Linked DNA regions of Mus musculus: region 1 is linked to region 2. A link is a contact called in ENCODE Hi-C or POLR2A ChIA-PET data. All regions are on one chromosome and are shown on one strand. The core of a region is the stretch at or near the end of the contact, and the rest is flanking DNA. Distances in the headings are between cores, read along the strand shown. Region 1 holds the start of Dntt (deoxynucleotidyltransferase, terminal). Region 2 holds the start of Blnk (B cell linker).

Region 1 (2,811 bases), core at 282-2,781, 35 kb after region 2:
CACCCACACACCCACACACATACGCGCCCTGGTACTTCTATGGAGATCAAAAGACAACTTGTGTGAATCAGTTTCACGTTCCACTGTGCTAGCTGCTGTGGTGAAACACAAAGTTTCGAGGATGGGCAGCAAGCTCCTTTACTCACTGAGCCATCTCACCGGCCCCAAGAGTATATACATTTTGGAGTCAGACAAACCTGACTCCGAGTCCTGACTCAGCCATTTCTTAGTGGTGGCTACTGATTTGTTCTGTGACTTTGAGCAAGTTGCTTGCGGGGCTGAGGATCTTCTCTGCTGCATCTCGCTGCCTGTATGGTACTTTGTGGGCACTGACAACCCCCCCCCCCCGTATTATATGGGTATCTAGCTGGCAGTATGGTCTTATAAGAATTCAGTCAGCAAAGGTTTTGAGGTCTTGCCTAGGTCCTGTAGTAGGTGTTCCAGAAGTGAGACCTACTAAGTAATATTAACTAAAGATGAAATTTTCATTTTGCACAGGGCTGTGAAAATGTCCCTAACTCCATGCCCATGACTCTTCTCCAAAACTCATCTCGTCTCAGAGACCTATGTTAGTTATGTAGCGACCACTCTCTGGAAACTTAGTGCACTGAAAAAATAGAAACCAAAAACAAACTAAGTTGCATCACGGTTGAAGTCTGAAGAACTGCATTCATGATCTCATTTGCCCCATACTCTGTGATCTGCAGTGTCTGAACCTTAGCTTTCTATAAAATGTGCTCACACACGGGAGCCTGTGGTCCTGTGCCCACTGCAAAACGATAGTAACTAAAGCAGCAGAGTAGACAGAGCCAGGAAAATCACAGTTATGGGCTTGTTGGGAAAAAAGTGACCATGGGGCCAGGAGAGATAGCTCAGTGGTTAGGAGCACTAACTGCTCTTCCAGCAGGCCAGAGTTCAAGTCTCAGCAACCATGTGGCAGCTTACAACTGTCTGCAATTCCAGTTCCAGGGAATCTGACACCTTCCAACACCAATGCACATAAAATAAAAAAAAATTAAAAAAAAAAAAGCAACCAGCAGAGTGAGAAATTCAGGTGGCATTCACGTGAAATCACAACAGCTGTATGTAACACATCTGTGCCAATTACAGACATCCAGTGTACCATAACGTAGGTCCGAGAGAAAGAATAGAAGTGAGCTAGAGTAAAGCAGGAATCAATGAATAAAGTCAGCAGGAGCAGTTAGATGACTAAGTGGTGATGATAGAAGCTTGCTACCAAGACTGACAACCCACGTTTGATTCCTGGGACCTACAACGGTGGAGGGGGAAAGATGCCTCTGACTGCCACACTGATGTCATGGCATGCACACACATGCCCCCTTGCGCAGTAAGCAAATGTAATACATTTTTTAAAAAATGGCTTTTAAAATGCAACCTAAAGGGTTTGAACATGTCTAAAGATAAATAACAGTACTCAACCAGTGGCGAGGTCCCCCTTTCTTCATAAGTTTATTCTGAGGTACTGCAGAGATCAAGTGTATGAAAACCCAAGTTCACTGTTCTTTCTGTCAAGAGCTCCATTTTGGGAGAAAGGACCTGATCAGAGTGAGACATTCCTTCAGCAGGAAGTTGTCACCAGGGTGGTACCTATGGGTTTGCTGGTGAGAGGACATCAGAGCCCTCATTCTGGAGACACCACCTGATGGTACAGACAGAGCTAGACTGTCTGCTTCCATGGATCCACTGCAAGCAGTCCACCTGGGTCCTCGGAAGAAAAGACCCAGGCAGCTGGGCACCCCAGTGGCTTCCACGCCTTATGACATCCGATTTCGAGACTTGGTCCTCTTCATTTTGGAAAAGAAGATGGGAACAACTCGAAGAGCCTTCCTCATGGAGCTGGCCCGAAGGAAAGGGTTCAGGGTGGAAAATGAGCTCAGGTAGGACAGCCCTGGTCACTTTGCAAGCATGCAGGAGCCCTGAGGACGTCCCCAAGGGACCCAAGGGGCCAGTTGGCTAAGGGAGATGAGTGGGGACTAAATGAGATTATATAGAAACTAATTGGTACCAAAAAATAATATTTTTAAAAAAAAATATGGCTTCCCATGACTGACTCTGAGATTAAGTATCCAGGAGTGATAACCAGAAAACTAGTCAGAGAACCACATAGAAACCACTCGATTCCATTCTGTACCAAACTGAACCAACACCATTGGGTTCAATTTTTTACATTGCTACTTTGGAGCAGGGAGGGTGTTCTGATTGTCTGGCTCTGACTTATACACACCTGCTCTGCTAAGGGTCTATGGTGGGCTAGGCTGAGGTGAGTCACCACAGGTACCTTACTGGCCTTGGTGATGGTTTTCCAAAGGGTGGTCCAAGTGGGCTTCAGGAAGAGATGCTGGTTAAAGATGTTTGTCTAGGGGTGACAGATGGCACCCCAGTGTGCTATGATCAGAGTCTAGGCAGGGAGGTGATTGAAGCTACCATCTGCACTCGTTCAGTAAGCACCAATTATCATTGTTTTGCTGACTATTGTGTACGTTCACTCTCTTGACCCAATGAAAAGAATCAAAGCGATTCAGAAAGTCCCAGTAAAAGGCCCTGGTGTGCCTGACGGCTGCAGACAGAAGTGTTGGGGTTACAGTGGGAGTGGGGGGGCACTCAGTTCACTGCCTTCAGCCATGCAAGTTGGGAGGGGTGCTGAACATACCGTGTCAGAGATGATCTGACTTTTACACTTGGGATTTTGGAAAGTCTTTGAATTTAAAAGAAAATTGCCAAACGTTTCTTGCTGATGAAATGCTGGCTTTGGAGACATTGAGGAGACACATTTCCAAGGTCAGTACTCAG
Region 2 (2,949 bases), core at 305-2,804:
CTGTACGTGTGAGGTTACAGCCCCCTCAGCATGTAACCTGTTTCCCTCAGCTCTCCATCTGTTTTCTCAGCTGCCTCTCAGAGGCTTAATTCTTGAAGCATCATCTTCATGAAGATGTCTCTGCTACTCCAATCCTCTTCTCCACTTCGTGGCCCCCTTATTATTTCTACGATGTCTGCTCTACCCTTCCCTTCCGTGAGATGCACAGCAGAAGATGGAGGGTGCCTGTGGGACCTTCTAACTTCCATGTTAAAGGCTCTGTGGCTCTCCTGGGTATCCTCTATAAAATGGCTGACCAGCTGATGCTGCCCGCTGGTCTGGACCCCTTAGTACCTCTCAGTCTGCCTCTTACCAAACCCCTCAGAGTGAGAAGACCCATGTGCCACCGTGAAAGACTGTCCTTCTATCAACTCCATGTCTTTTCTTGTCATTTGTCTCAGACTCTCCAGTGCTCCATCCCTTAAGTATGACCTCATGAAAGTCCAAAGTTCTAGCCTGCACATGGAATATAACACACCCTTAAACGTTTGAAAGTTCCAGCCTCTGAGAGTCATCAGCCCCACTTCAGAAGACAATGCTCTTCAAACTCAAAAACTGGGAAGTCATCTTTGCATGGTCTCTTGACGTATGTATGCCTTAGGCCACTGCTGGCTTATTCTTTCTTAGTATATATTTCTTTAAATTGCCAAAGCTGTTTTTTAAAATGGTTATTGTTATTATCAGTATGTGTGTGTGTATGTGTGTGTGAAATGTGTGTGGGCATGATGTGTCAGGGCATGCATGTGCCAGGCTGGCAGTGACTGTGGAGTCCAAGGACAGCTTTGTGGAGTTGCTTCTCTTTCCGTTTTTTATCTGGGTTGTGGGCATGGAACTTAGATCATCAGACCTGCACATTCAGCACTTTATCCAGTGAGCCATCTGACATTCTAAAATAGATAGTCATGAGGGTACTGGAGAGACGCGTAGTTCCCCCAATAAACTTAGGGTGAACACCCACAAAACAAACAAGAGTCAGTAAGCGACAGTGACTACAAACGCTCTTCACACCATGGATGAGCCCCTCCTCAGACTCAGAAAGCTGGCTGTTGCTAGCATGTGGGCCATCAAATTTTCTATCTTCTTGCCTTCCCAGAGCTTCACTCTTTGTCCCATCCCTGGCAAAAACCAGCCAAAGCAGGTTCCTTCACTCCTCCTACACGTTTCTTTAAAAAGCTGATCTACTTCCCTATAGCCATTGCTAACCGATTGGCACTGGTCAAGTATCCCAAGGTTTTGGTGCCTCTGAGCGCTGGAGGAGCCCTAGAGGGCAAAGAAGAGGAATAAGGCTCCGAAGGGAATCTCTTACCTCAGCTTCTGGCTGGCAGGGACAGTTATCTTATTCAGCTTGTCCATTTTCTTGAGAGAGGATGTGTCGCTGTCCAGGGGGGTGTCAGCAGCTCCTGGACTTCCTGGGGAGCAGCATGGTAAGGCTCTGGCCTCAAGAACTCAAGCCACTGGAACTGACTTCTGCGAGCAACCCACAGGCTGCTGGCAAACACCCCTGCACAGGGGAAGTAAAACTCGCTGGAGCGCATCGCCAAGTTTCATGTTTCTACGAGGTCATGTGATCCAGGGAGTCAGCCAGCCTGGCTGATTACTGTGCGTTGTGTAAACTTCGGTAGTGAAACCTTATTGGGCATGCAAATCCCTTCCAGTAGCTCTTTTATGATCAGGTGTGTTGCCAGGTTGGATAAGTTTCTGACTGAGCACTACTTCCTGTTTGTCCCAAACCTTAGGTAGTCCCTGTTTTTAGCAGATGGCCAGAGTCACCCTGCCACTTCTTAGGTACAAGGAAAAGCTGAATAATCAATTATATCTGGATGGCTCTTTGGGGGCTTTCTGCTCATTTGCATTAAGCCATGGGTTAGCCTCTTCTTCTTAAGAACTAAGACATGAAATGGACAGTTCTTGTCACCGAGGTCACAGCAGTGGTCATTTAAAATGTGATAGGTAATTCTTTGTGCAAGGTCAAGGTCACTTAGGGGTGGGGAAAGGCGACCCTATCGTATGCTGTGTGGAGTCAGGAGTTGCCTTGCTGAAAGCTTGCCATTTTCAAATAAAGACAGGATACACTCAAAAGTCAGCTGAGGACAAGCCTAGTGATTTCCCAACACATGACATCAGGCGGATGCCTCCTAACTCCCCTCCATGTCTTCCCCTCTCATCACACCCAGTGCGACATGTCAGGTGTAGGGGTATCCCAAGCACAGTGAAATCCCACACCTGCCTCTGACCCCATCTAGACAGTTCTGCTATACTCCTCGAGACAACAAAACACAAAAAACAAAAAAATGAGAGGGCGTGTTCTTTCTTCCCCTTGGACCTGAACACCCCCACCCCCACTCACCTGGCACATCCTAGTCACCTTTGTGAAAGGAGATTACGTTCTGAACATTATCAAAGGACCATCGACCTGGGTCTAAAGAATGCACGGGGGGTTGGAGGGAGACAGAGTGGAGGGATTTCAGTTATCTCTCCTGTTATAGCTTCAAGGGCCTGGCTGAGGAGAGAGTGGGAAGGAGGACCAGGCCAGAGAAGGGAGGAGAAGAGACAGAGAGCAAACCCGGATTTCTTCCCGCCCCTGCCCACCCCCACCCCCAGGTTCTTTGTTCAAAGAGGAGCTCTTCGGTCCTCCTGGTTCCTTGACTGTTCACGTTCATGCACTATATCTGAATTTGCCATTCTTCAGGATGTCCGAGAGCTGATGCCTCAGAGTGGTTGAAGGGTGAGGTCCCTTTGCAGAAGAGTAGGGCATCAGGAGAGAAATGCAGACACTTGCTTCCCGTAACTGTTGCCTTTCTCTAATCTGCCTGCACGGTTTTCTTGCAATGTATCCTGAAGGAGATCTAGTTCCCTGCCCCGCCCTTCCCACAGCTCTTAGCAGAAAGGAACATAAAAACCATATATGAT

The links. A loop is a pair of places that touch in the nucleus more often than their neighbours do. ChIA-PET counts read pairs that join two places held with the same protein, here RNA polymerase II (POLR2A).
Region 1: a map of v-Abl transformed pro-B cells shows a loop between it and region 2 (2.0-fold over the local background). The contact joins the promoter of Dntt here to the promoter of Blnk in region 2. A Hi-C loop is called at or near these places in 1 of 37 maps with a recorded cell type or tissue (v-Abl transformed pro-B cells). POLR2A ChIA-PET finds 5 or more read pairs at or near these places in 2 of 5 experiments (Patski and embryonic stem cell).

Annotation. Positions count from the first base shown.
Region 1 is chr19:41,027,744-41,030,554 of GRCm38, forward strand. Dntt (deoxynucleotidyltransferase, terminal) reads left to right here and starts at 1,532. Exons shown (of 11, transcript NM_001043228.1): 1 at 1,532-1,898. The coding sequence starts at 1,696.
Region 2 is chr19:40,992,667-40,995,615 of GRCm38, forward strand. Blnk (B cell linker) reads right to left here and starts at 1,555. Exons shown (of 17, transcript NM_008528.5): 1 at 1,346-1,555. The coding sequence starts at 1,392.